2 separate regions of the Homo sapiens genome follow, and region 1 is linked to region 2. A link is a contact called in ENCODE Hi-C or POLR2A ChIA-PET data. All regions are on one chromosome and are shown on one strand. The core of a region is the stretch at or near the end of the contact, and the rest is flanking DNA. Distances in the headings are between cores, read along the strand shown.

Region 1 (5,342 bases), core at 2,254-4,753, 950 kb before region 2:
AATTTCTAGAAGGGGTCAATAAGTCTGTAGGAACACTCTTGTGAGCACTCAATCCACACAAATTAAAAGGGGCATTTGCAATCATTTTTGGCAATGAAAGAGCAGTATTAACAAAGTAAAAAAAAATCATAGTAGAAAAAGCATAAGGAATAGTAATAGTTATTAACCAAAGGAATTTTTAGTTTACAAAATACTGATTGTCAACAGTATTATAAAAATCCCATTATTTTATGACTTCTAAACTTGTAAAATAGAGTGTTACCACAAAGGAGTAAATGTTCTTTTCCAGTTCATTCATTTGCAAACTAATTGCAGTGTTTTCCTTAGGGGTAGTGTGTTCTTGAGAGTTTTTATTAACTCAAATTTAAGTAAGAGGCAACTTTGTAACTCTCATGTTAATATTAGTTGCATATATGGAGAACTCAGCAATCAGACCCAGAATCAAATAATTTCTTATGTTTCTAAAAAGTAGAAACCAGTCCTTCCTTCAGTATTAATGACCTACTTCTCTCAGTGCATGTTCAAAAACAGTTTGTAGAATTAGGAAATTTGGGATGAAAACTTTTTTTTTTCCCCCGGGAAATCTACTCTGTGGCCAAATTGTTTGTTAGACCATTCAAAGTGAAGACAAAACTCAGTTTCACAAGAGGTGCTATGCAGCAACAGCAATTAAAACACTTCTCTACTTCTGTAGACCCTAACAAAGTTTCCAAAGATGAAAAACTACTCCAACTAGTTATTTATGCAGATTAAATATTTTACTACCTTACAAAAGCACTAGTTACTGTTTTTCTGTAGAAATATATAATGCAGCGCTATATGTGTTCCATGAAAGGGTAACTCCTAATTACCTGATAGAAATACTGTTTTTCCTTAGAGAAATGATTTGCTTGGTTCCTAAGTAAATCTGACATGTTTCCTTTTGTACACTTTGGGAGCCCGTGTTTGTAAATGTGGTGGAGTTCATTTCTAAACAGGCCTGGACTAGAGCTGTGATTCTTGAATCGCTGCACAGTGCTCTAACTGTATTTTTATTTTACTTGGAAAAGAATTCCTAGATTGAGTCTTTTGTGGCTCTATAAAATCTATAAGGAGTTTCATACACCGATCTATAAAAGCAAAATACTTCCATGCTCTCCCACAGAGGATAGAGAAAGATGTTCCCAAATGGGTCAAAAAAATTAACCAAGATGTGGAGCAATTAAAAACTGGTTACATGAAAAAAACTGACTTAGCTTTTTCTGGTCCCAAAAATATCTAAACATGAAGAGTAACACTAAAGCTCATATGTTATTGCCCAGGTTTCCATTATAAAGACTGAACATTAACAATGACTTCTTTAACAAGTGCAATGAAGGCTGAGAAAGTTTCCAATTGTAAGTGAAGTTTCAGGCTTAAAATCTTAACTATTTTTAAAAGTTAAGAGGTTTTAAAAGGAAATAAAAATCCATTTTTCCCTTTGGATTTGTGGCTAATTTAATAATCATGAGTATTTTTTCAAAATACTCATAAAAATTACCTTCCAATGTTTAACATCTCTTCTTGAAAACTAATTGTATTGATCTCTGGGGAACCCATAAACAATGTAATCTACCTTCAGGGCTAATGGGTAAAGGATGCTTAACAATGAAGTCTAGATGAGGATCAAAGCCAACCCAGAAAGAATTCAGAATACCATGGAAAATACAACTCTGAAGCACCAACACAAAGAATAAGGGAACTACCAGGGGGGCCCTCTTACTGGGAATTTTGATAGCTTATAGCAAGCAATGAAAAATCCCTCTATGCAGCTTTCAAAGGGAGAAAACTGCATGGTTCCTTATTTTAAAGGCACACACTTTGTTTATAGTGTTATGGATTAAATATAAACTCTGGACCTCTTCCTTTCAAGTGAAATTCTTGGTTAAAGTTGCAAGCAGCGGTGACTGATTCCTTGTATCCCCCACCCCCAGTCACTTGCCCTTTGTCGTTTGAACTACACTGTGGGTGGACACCTGATGACTTCTGCAGCAATACTGGGCAGCTCTGGAATCTCTGGAAGCGGTCCTGCATTGCCACATCCTTTCTCTAAGCATTTCGAGATATCCTGCAAGGCACGTTGCCATTTGCTTATTTACTTAGCCTACCTTAGGAACACCAGAACTTTCCTTACTTAATCTAGAACTTTAAGAATGTTATGGAAGGCCGGGCACGGTGGCTCACGCCTGTAATCCCAGCACTTTGGGATGCTGAGGCGGGAGGATCACGAGGTCAGGAGATCGGGACCATCCTTGCTAATACGGTGAAACCCCATCTCTACTAAAAATACAAAAATAAATTAGCCGGGCGTGGTGGCGGGTGCCTGTAGTCCCAGCTACTCAGGAGGCTGAGGCAGGAGAATGGCGTGAACTCTGGAGGCGGAGTTTGCAGTGAGTGGAGATCGCGCCACTGCACTCCAGCCTGAGCAACAGAGCGAGACTCCGTCTCAAAAAAAAAAAAAAAAAAAAAAAAAAAAAAGGAAAAAGAAAAAGGATGGTATGGAAGTGGTAGGGGAGGTGTCCAGGAATTAGATCCCTACTCGCGGGGAAGAGAAAAGGTCAGGGATGGGAGGGGGCATCTCCGCGGAGCCCACTTCCCCTGGGAGTCACACATCATACCTTGTCGGACTGGGGACTGATCGGGGTGCCATATCTGCAGTAGGTCACGAAGTGCTCGCAGTTGTTCCACAGCAGGCTGTAGGGGGTAAAGCCCAGCAGCTTTTCAGCCCTCCGCGCCACCTCCTCGTTGAGCAGTGCCTTTTTCTGGAGGGACTCGTCCAGGTGATTGACCAGGATGTTAGCTCCGTAGGCGAAGTCCTCCACTGTGTCCACGCGGATGCTGGCCACTTTGACAATAACGCCCAGGATGAGACGCTTGTTGGAGACCACCTTCTGCGTGCGCCCCATGTCGTCTGTCAGGGCCAACAGGATGTCGGGCATCATGTGGGCAACACGGTTGTCTCCTAGGTAGATGCCATAGTGGGTCAGGTGGGTCCGGGGCACCTCCAGCACGTCGCCTCGGTGGAAAGAGCTGGTTTCATAAAAACTGTTCCTCCCTTTGTCTTCGCCCGCGGCGCCCGAACTAAAGAGCGTGAAGTTGGAGATGAGGAGCAGCTTCTCCAGTAGTAAAGACACCACCTCCAGCATGGGGTTCTTCATCCTGCAGGGAAGAGGGCGTCTTGGAGAGGTGCCGGTGCCACTCCGGCAGGGGCCGGGCTGGGCAAGTTAAGCTCGCCGGGCAGGGGTGCTGCGCTGCTGCTCACCTGCAGGCCAGGTGAGGTACGGCGCAAAGTACGGCCGCTGAGGAGAGAGGAAGGCAAAGGAGGACAGCGAGGCCTGGCGACCGGCTCAGCCAAGCCACAATGGGGAATGAGACGGATAAGGAACCGGTGGCTGACGGCGGGGACAGTGAGACCAGTGCTACAAGCAGCCGGAGAAGGAGCGCACCTGGGGGCCGTGCCGGGGGCAGGGCCGCGCGCGGTGCTCGGAGGTGCAGGCTTCGCTGCGACTTTTTATGGCCGTCGAGGGGGCGGAGCCGAAGGCCGTCACAGACCCGGAAAGCTCACTGATTGGGCGCCGCTGGCGCGCTGCGCTAGCGGCGGGGAGGACGCGGGATCCCGGTTTCTTTGGGAGGGGGGCGGGCCGACTCCCAGCTCCAGGGTTCTGCACAGTGATTCTTTATCGCCGCGGGATCCCGGTTGCACTACTGGCTTTTAAGTGGCCTATTTAGGGAGGTAGAGTCCCAAGGTGTGGCGGCACGAAAGGTCCTGCACCTGTCGGGACTGGGGCGAGTTCCTGGCACTTCGCGGTAGTCTTCGGTGGAAAGTCCTCTTGGGAGAGATTTCTGAGTTGGACCACCTTCCTCTAAAAGGATAGATATGAGGGACTTCGGCTTAATAAAGAGATTGCATTTACTTTGCAAAGTGCGAGCGCCTCGAATGCCTGCAGATTCTTTCCTGACCGAATCTTTCGTTTTGTTTTGTTTTGTTTTGAGACAGTGCCTTGCTCTATCACCCAGAGCAGGAGGGCGGTGGCGCGATCTGGGCTCACTGCAACCTCCGCCTCCCAGGTTCAAGCGATTCTCGTGCCTCAGCCTCCCAAGTAGCTGATATTACAGGCACCACGCCTGGCTAATTTTTGTATTTTTAGTAGACACGGGGTCTCACCATGTTGGCCAGGCTGGTGTTGGCCAGGCTGGTCTCGAACTCCTGACCTCAAGTGATCCGCCCTTCTGGACCTCCCAAACCGCTGGGATTACAGGCGTGAGCCACCGCGCCCAGCCCCTCTTTTTTCAAATGCCCTGAATCCTCCATGCTTTCAGCCGGCGCGAGGGTGTGTGTGTAGGGCGGGGGGGGGGGGGTTGGGGGGGTCGCTACCCGCGAGTCCAGTCCCTGCGCGCCGGTGATTTGAACCCGAGGCCTCTCTGCGCTCCTAGGCACCTGTGGCCGTTGAGTACGAAGCTTCCAACGGTTGGCATGAAAAACGGCGGGGTCCCAACGCCCGCCAGGAAAGCAAGATTCATGTTAAGTTTATTTCTCCGGCTTCAGGGTCACATGGACCCAGCTTCAGTTCACCCACCGAAACTTTGTCCGCCTCCCTTTATTTTTATTTTTATTTTTATTTTTATGTTTTTAAGCATAACCTCCCGGAGACGGCCAAGGAAGGCGAAGTACTTGGATGAGATGCTAAGTTCTTTGCCCGTGCGCCTGCAGCCCGACTCCAATGCCTCCTCGAGGGTGGTCCTAGGGAGCTGCCGGGTGAGGGAGCCGCTGAAGCGTTGGCCGCGCCAGGCTTGGCACGCGATGTCCCCACCGGGTGCTGAGTTCCGTGCTAATGCATTATGTAAATGCTTAAATTCTGCAGACAAAGGCCACAATGGAGAGCCTCGGGTGGCTCCACAAAGCTGCCCAGTCGGCGCTAATAGGTTTCATCAGCAGATTCTACGCACGCCTGAGGGTACTCTGCGGATGATGGATGAAGGAACATTCATTTTACCTGGAAGACGAAGGGGGCCATAGAGACCAGGCGTGAGGGAAAACGGCTCCCCATTATCCTTGGAGGCCGGGCCTTTGCTGCCACCCTCAATCTGCCGTCAGCGATCTGTCCCCGTCTCCCTGCTTGCCGGTGACTTTTGTTCATTCACAAACGATTGCGCATCACATTATAGTCCCAGCAAAGAGGAGAAAACTCCCACAAACGAGTCGAAAGAGGAAGTTGGAGAAGGGGAGAGAGCCAGTGGACGTGGAGATTTTTTTATTTTCCCAGTTTACTCCCAAAATTTAAAGAAAAGCGCCCAGGTGGCGAGTTGCTGAAACTCATCAGCTG
Region 2 (5,232 bases), core at 288-2,787:
GACGATTTTCCTGGCGTGTTTACGGTCAGCAGATAACACTGAGTGGGCTTTTGCCACCCATTCATTCATTACCCGGCTCCTCTAAGCAGCTGGACCGCAAAGTGTGCCTGATAACTTGGGCCTGGGAGCCGCCAAGGCCAACGCATCTTCCGGAAGGAGGGAAATTAGGAAGCCGGGGTCTGAGCCTGTGAATGACTCTTAAGTGGTCGGGAAGTAATAACAATGCGCCCACCTTACATATGAAAGAACTTCGCCCTCCGGGGATTATCTCTTTGGATCTTCACAGCCACCCGGAGACAGCGGCTGAGGAGAGCGAAGGCCTCCTGTCCCCATAGGGAGACTAGGGACAATTAGGCAAAAGGAGCCCACCCCCCAACCCAGAACTTACTGTTTGCAGTCAGAGACACTAGATCCCAGGCTCCACGAGAGCAGAGGCCGGCCTGTTTGTTCATTTCTGCACATCCAGCGCCCAGCATGGTGCCCCCTGGTACGTAGGGGATGAATGAGCTAATTCTAGCCCTCGTGGATCTCTAGGCAGGACTCCTTCCTCTACCTCGCTCCCTCCCAGCCTGCCCATCTTTTGTGCCCGTCTTTTGTGCCGGCCACCAGTCTTTACAAACAGTGCCCTGGGGGCCCATACTCCAGCTTTCCAGAGCGCACAGCTGCAAGGGCGGCTGTGTGTTAGAGCCCGTGATGCCTTCGAGTATTGAGTCATGCCATTCATTTAAGAAGGAAAAATCTCTCCAAAACGGGGAAATGGTGGGCAGTCCTGTGTGACTGGTGAGACTCTTGTAGGGGCGTTTCTACAACGACGAAACCCTTCCTAGGCACTCACTCCAACAGAATAACAAGCCCATTTTATTAGTATTTCGTTTTCCATGTAAAGTTCTGCTCATACGAATATATTTATAATTCTGATTTTTTTACGGCATTGGGGAGCACACCGACAGGCTGCTGAACGGTGGCTGGAGATTCGAGGGAAAACGAAGTTCGCCGAGGCGGCCTCGGGCGGGCAGGTCCCGGGCTCCATCACAGGGCACACGCGGCTACCAGGGACGCAGCCCCCCAACACACACACACACACACACACACACACACACACACACACACACACCCTCTCCCACTCATGCCTGGCAACCCAGCAGAAACTTCGGACTGGGGCAAAACAAGCCCGGGCCCCGGCGGCACGCGGGGCTAGGCGCGTTCCCGCCAGTACCTGGTCGCGAGGCCGCTCGCGGGGTGCCCTGCGTGCCCCCCACTCCCGCAGCCCGCGCCCTGCTCGCTCACTGTGGGGGCGCAGCGGCCAGGCTTCTCTGTTTGTTGTTTAAAGAAATCCTAGGGCGGGCGAGCGGCGGCATCTAGGGGAGGGGGCGCAGCCAGAATTCCCTTCCAGCAAGCGCGTGAGGGGCATTCTCAACGCAAAACCAGACCCAGAAAGTAGTGACCAGCCCTCCTCGGATTACCCTTCATTGGCTCCTCCCTTGCTCCCCCCACCCTCCAGATTTGCATAAAAAAGGCCAAGAAAACTCTGGCTGTGCCCCAGCAACGGCTCATTCTGCTCCCCCGGGTCGGAGCCCCCCGGAGCTGCGCGCGGGCTTGCAGCGCCTCGCCCGCGCTGTCCTCCCGGTGTCCCGCTTCTCCGCGCCCCAGCCGCCGGCTGCCAGCTTTTCGGGGCCCCGAGTCGCACCCAGCGAAGAGAGCGGGCCCGGGACAAGCTCGAACTCCGGCCGCCTCGCCCTTCCCCGGCTCCGCTCCCTCTGCCCCCTCGGGGTCGCGCGCCCACGATGCTGCAGGGCCCTGGCTCGCTGCTGCTGCTCTTCCTCGCCTCGCACTGCTGCCTGGGCTCGGCGCGCGGGCTCTTCCTCTTTGGCCAGCCCGACTTCTCCTACAAGCGCAGCAATTGCAAGCCCATCCCTGCCAACCTGCAGCTGTGCCACGGCATCGAATACCAGAACATGCGGCTGCCCAACCTGCTGGGCCACGAGACCATGAAGGAGGTGCTGGAGCAGGCCGGCGCTTGGATCCCGCTGGTCATGAAGCAGTGCCACCCGGACACCAAGAAGTTCCTGTGCTCGCTCTTCGCCCCCGTCTGCCTCGATGACCTAGACGAGACCATCCAGCCATGCCACTCGCTCTGCGTGCAGGTGAAGGACCGCTGCGCCCCGGTCATGTCCGCCTTCGGCTTCCCCTGGCCCGACATGCTTGAGTGCGACCGTTTCCCCCAGGACAACGACCTTTGCATCCCCCTCGCTAGCAGCGACCACCTCCTGCCAGCCACCGAGGAAGGTAAGCCTTCCCTCTTGCTTCCCCACTCCCTGCTGGGCTGAGACGCTCCCAGGAGATCCCGCCCCTGCCACGCATCCCAGTGCATCCCTGCTTGGGGTGCCAGTAGCGGGAAGGGCAGAAGTTCTGCCTGACCTGGTCTGTCATCACAACAAGCCTGTATCAAATTTGAGGCACCCCTCCCACGCCGCCCAAGTCTCGCGCATTCTCCTCCCGAGTTGTACCAGCTATACTTAAGGGCAGTTTAAAAATAAAACAAACAAACAAAAACAACAAAACTAAAAAAACGAAGAACTGAACGGCGGTTTAAAAAAAAATAGATACACGATTATTGTTAAAGATGCTAGCACTGGAGCTGCGCAGAGCGTTGGAAGTGGTGTTTGGTGGAGGAGTTTGTGGTGAGCATTCTGGCCAGAGGCCCCTCGCTCAGCCTCATTCTGCACCTTCCTACCACTGGGCAGGATTCTAGTCACAGGAACATTTCCTGTACAGAAAGGAAAACCAGGATGCACAAGTAGATAACCTTTTAAGGGTCTTTTTGTCCTTTGTCAATTTAGATTTTGGAAATAAAACCGGGACTGGCACGGAGTGTGTGGAAAATTGAACATTGGTTGTAACTGCTCAGATACTTGAGGAAGAGGGCATAAAGGGAATCTCTGGAAATCACTTTTCTATTGCTATCAGTTTTTAACTTAGGAGTGGTTTTGATTAGCTGGAGAAAATCATGCAAAAGAGATTCCCAAGTTTTTAGAAAACGGAGGGAGAGTTCCTGTGCAAAAACCATCAAAGCAATGAAAACCTCATGGGCTCTCAATATTTTTTCTGAAAGGAAAACATATACAATGCCTCTGAGCTGATTTGGGTCCCCTGGGTTGGAAAAGGGAGCTTCCTAATCCCTTTCAGGGCTTCAGCAGCCTCTCCCTTTCAATCTCTAGTAGTTTTCCTACAGACATCATTAGTTAAAGCAAATGCAAAGTTCTTTAGCAATCTTTCCTGGCAGGGACCATGAGTTTGCAATCATCTTATTGGTTAGATTTCTAATTTATTGCAAATGTTTGGCATTTTTCAAACATTTGTCCAACATGTACCATAGACCAACCAATACAGGTTAGTAATATTTTATATACATCCTGAGAGCTCCTAATTGGAAATGTTTGATTTTGTTTGGGTGAGGGGACTTAAGGGCAGTTTTATGTATGTTGCTTTTATTTCTTCCCACTATCAGCAGCAACATTACGCATCTTACATTTCTCCAAAAAGCCACTTTTCTCCTTCAAAATAAAAGTTTATGTTCTTCAAAATTCCAGCTTTGTGATTTTTCTAATTTGATAAATAACGCTTCTATTAAGTCACATAGTTTTCTATGAACATTAAATTTCACATTAGTGAAAATCTCATTTCACCTAAATTTTAAAGACATAATTAACACATTTATAAATGAGAGAAGGGCAATATAATTGTTCTTTTTTTTTTTTTTTTACTTCTCCCAAGAAATCAAACTCTTAGAAGAGCTTTTAGCAGGTCTTCTGATAATTGTGCTAGTATACAATCCCTAAGTTTGATCAGACCACTAAACCATTTTTGCTTCGTCTTTGATTAGCTTCAGAAACAGGTTTATTTATTTGTTTGTTTTGAGAGTTTGAAACAGGCACAGAAGGGCAAGAAGAACCTGTACCAGGGAGCTTGCAGATAACAATGAAATGAATGCTGCCTAACTCAAGCACAATCTTGGCAGAGGCACAAGGTGACACAGAACCACTTAGAGCAGGCTGTTGTAATTAGTGAGATGTGTTTTCAAGGTGGAAACAGCCCACATGTGGAACGCTAGCCAGTCACCCCTCCCAGTCCAGACTTGGCCCCCCTGAGATACAGAGCTCTGCCGAGTAGAGCCAACTACACTGGTGTCCTGTGGCTGAGAAAGACAATCTTTTGTCTATATTTTCTAGTTACCAGTTTTCCCAAATTCCTCAAGTATCTTTGGTTCTTTGGGTGCTTTCTCCTTCAAAAGGCCTTGGGAATAACTTTTTCAGACTGAATTTCCCAGAGGTTGGGAGGATGAGCTGAAAAGCTGCACCCTGTCTCAGTTAACTATAACTACATACACTTGTATACTCTGCCCACAACTCCCTTTTGAGAGTCATAATTTATTAAACACAACAACATATAGGCATTCTCATTTTGCTCCCACCACCCCTCCCCCCCAAAAAAATTGGGAAGCATGGGAAAACTTTCTTAGGATTGAGTGTTCCTGCTTTTATAGAGGAGGCAGAAGCTGAGGTTAAATAGGACAATTGCTACTTTTGTCTGGATAAGTCCCTTTGAGTTGTTTACAAACGCCACCTACTGTTCTCTTTTAAGCAAACTTACTAAAGACTGTTTTTCACATTTCTAGCTCCAAAGGTATGTGAAGCCTGCAAAAATAAAAATGATGATGACAACGACATAATGGAAACGCTTTGTAAAAATGATTTTGGTAAGTAATACAACAACAACAACAGATTTCACATTCAGAAGTTTTATTTACCAGTAAAACTTCAAGGTGCAAATCATTATGATGTTGCTAGATAAAGGTTGGGTAAAACACCATTATAGCTCATGTATCCCAAAATCATCTAACTTGATCTATCCTAGTTTCCTCCTTATGTAACTGTCTAGCATTGAGTTGTATCTTGTTAGGTGAGACTCATTGTTCTGTTAAGCCAATAATCAAATAATGAAAATTATTCAGATTATCAATTTCCAGTGGCACATTTTAAATCCCTTTTTTTTTTTTTTTTTTTTTGCCGACAGGCATAATCCCGAGTTCTATTTTCTTTTGATTACTTAACATGTGCACCAGGGATGGAAGTGTAAATATTAGCCCCAGCCAAACAGATTCAAGGCTTTAAATTGGCCACAAATAAAAATATTTTTACTTTCTTTATAACCCATAATGATTTTAAACCTCTG

What was found. A loop is a pair of places that touch in the nucleus more often than their neighbours do. ChIA-PET counts read pairs that join two places held with the same protein, here RNA polymerase II (POLR2A). Pooled maps may share reads with other maps.
Region 1: a pooled map shows a loop between it and region 2 (12-fold over the local background). The contact joins the promoter of LRAT here to the promoter of SFRP2 in region 2. A Hi-C loop is called at or near these places in 2 of 37 single-sample maps with no recorded cell type and 6 of 50 pooled maps. POLR2A ChIA-PET finds 5 or more read pairs at or near these places in 1 of 52 experiments (H1).

Annotation. Positions count from the first base shown.
Region 1 is chr4:154,742,161-154,747,502 of GRCh38, reverse strand. LRAT (lecithin retinol acyltransferase) reads right to left here and starts at 3,503. Exons shown (of 3, transcript NM_004744.5): 1 at 3,281-3,503; 2 at 2,637-3,177. The coding sequence starts at 3,176. RefSeq lists enhancers at 4,152-4,664, 4,665-5,176, 5,177-5,342.
Region 2 is chr4:153,785,388-153,790,619 of GRCh38, reverse strand. SFRP2 (secreted frizzled related protein 2) reads left to right here and starts at 1,537. Exons shown (of 3, transcript NM_003013.3): 1 at 1,537-2,286; 2 at 4,676-4,756. The coding sequence starts at 1,785. RefSeq lists enhancers at 1-607, 608-1,309, 1,224-1,393.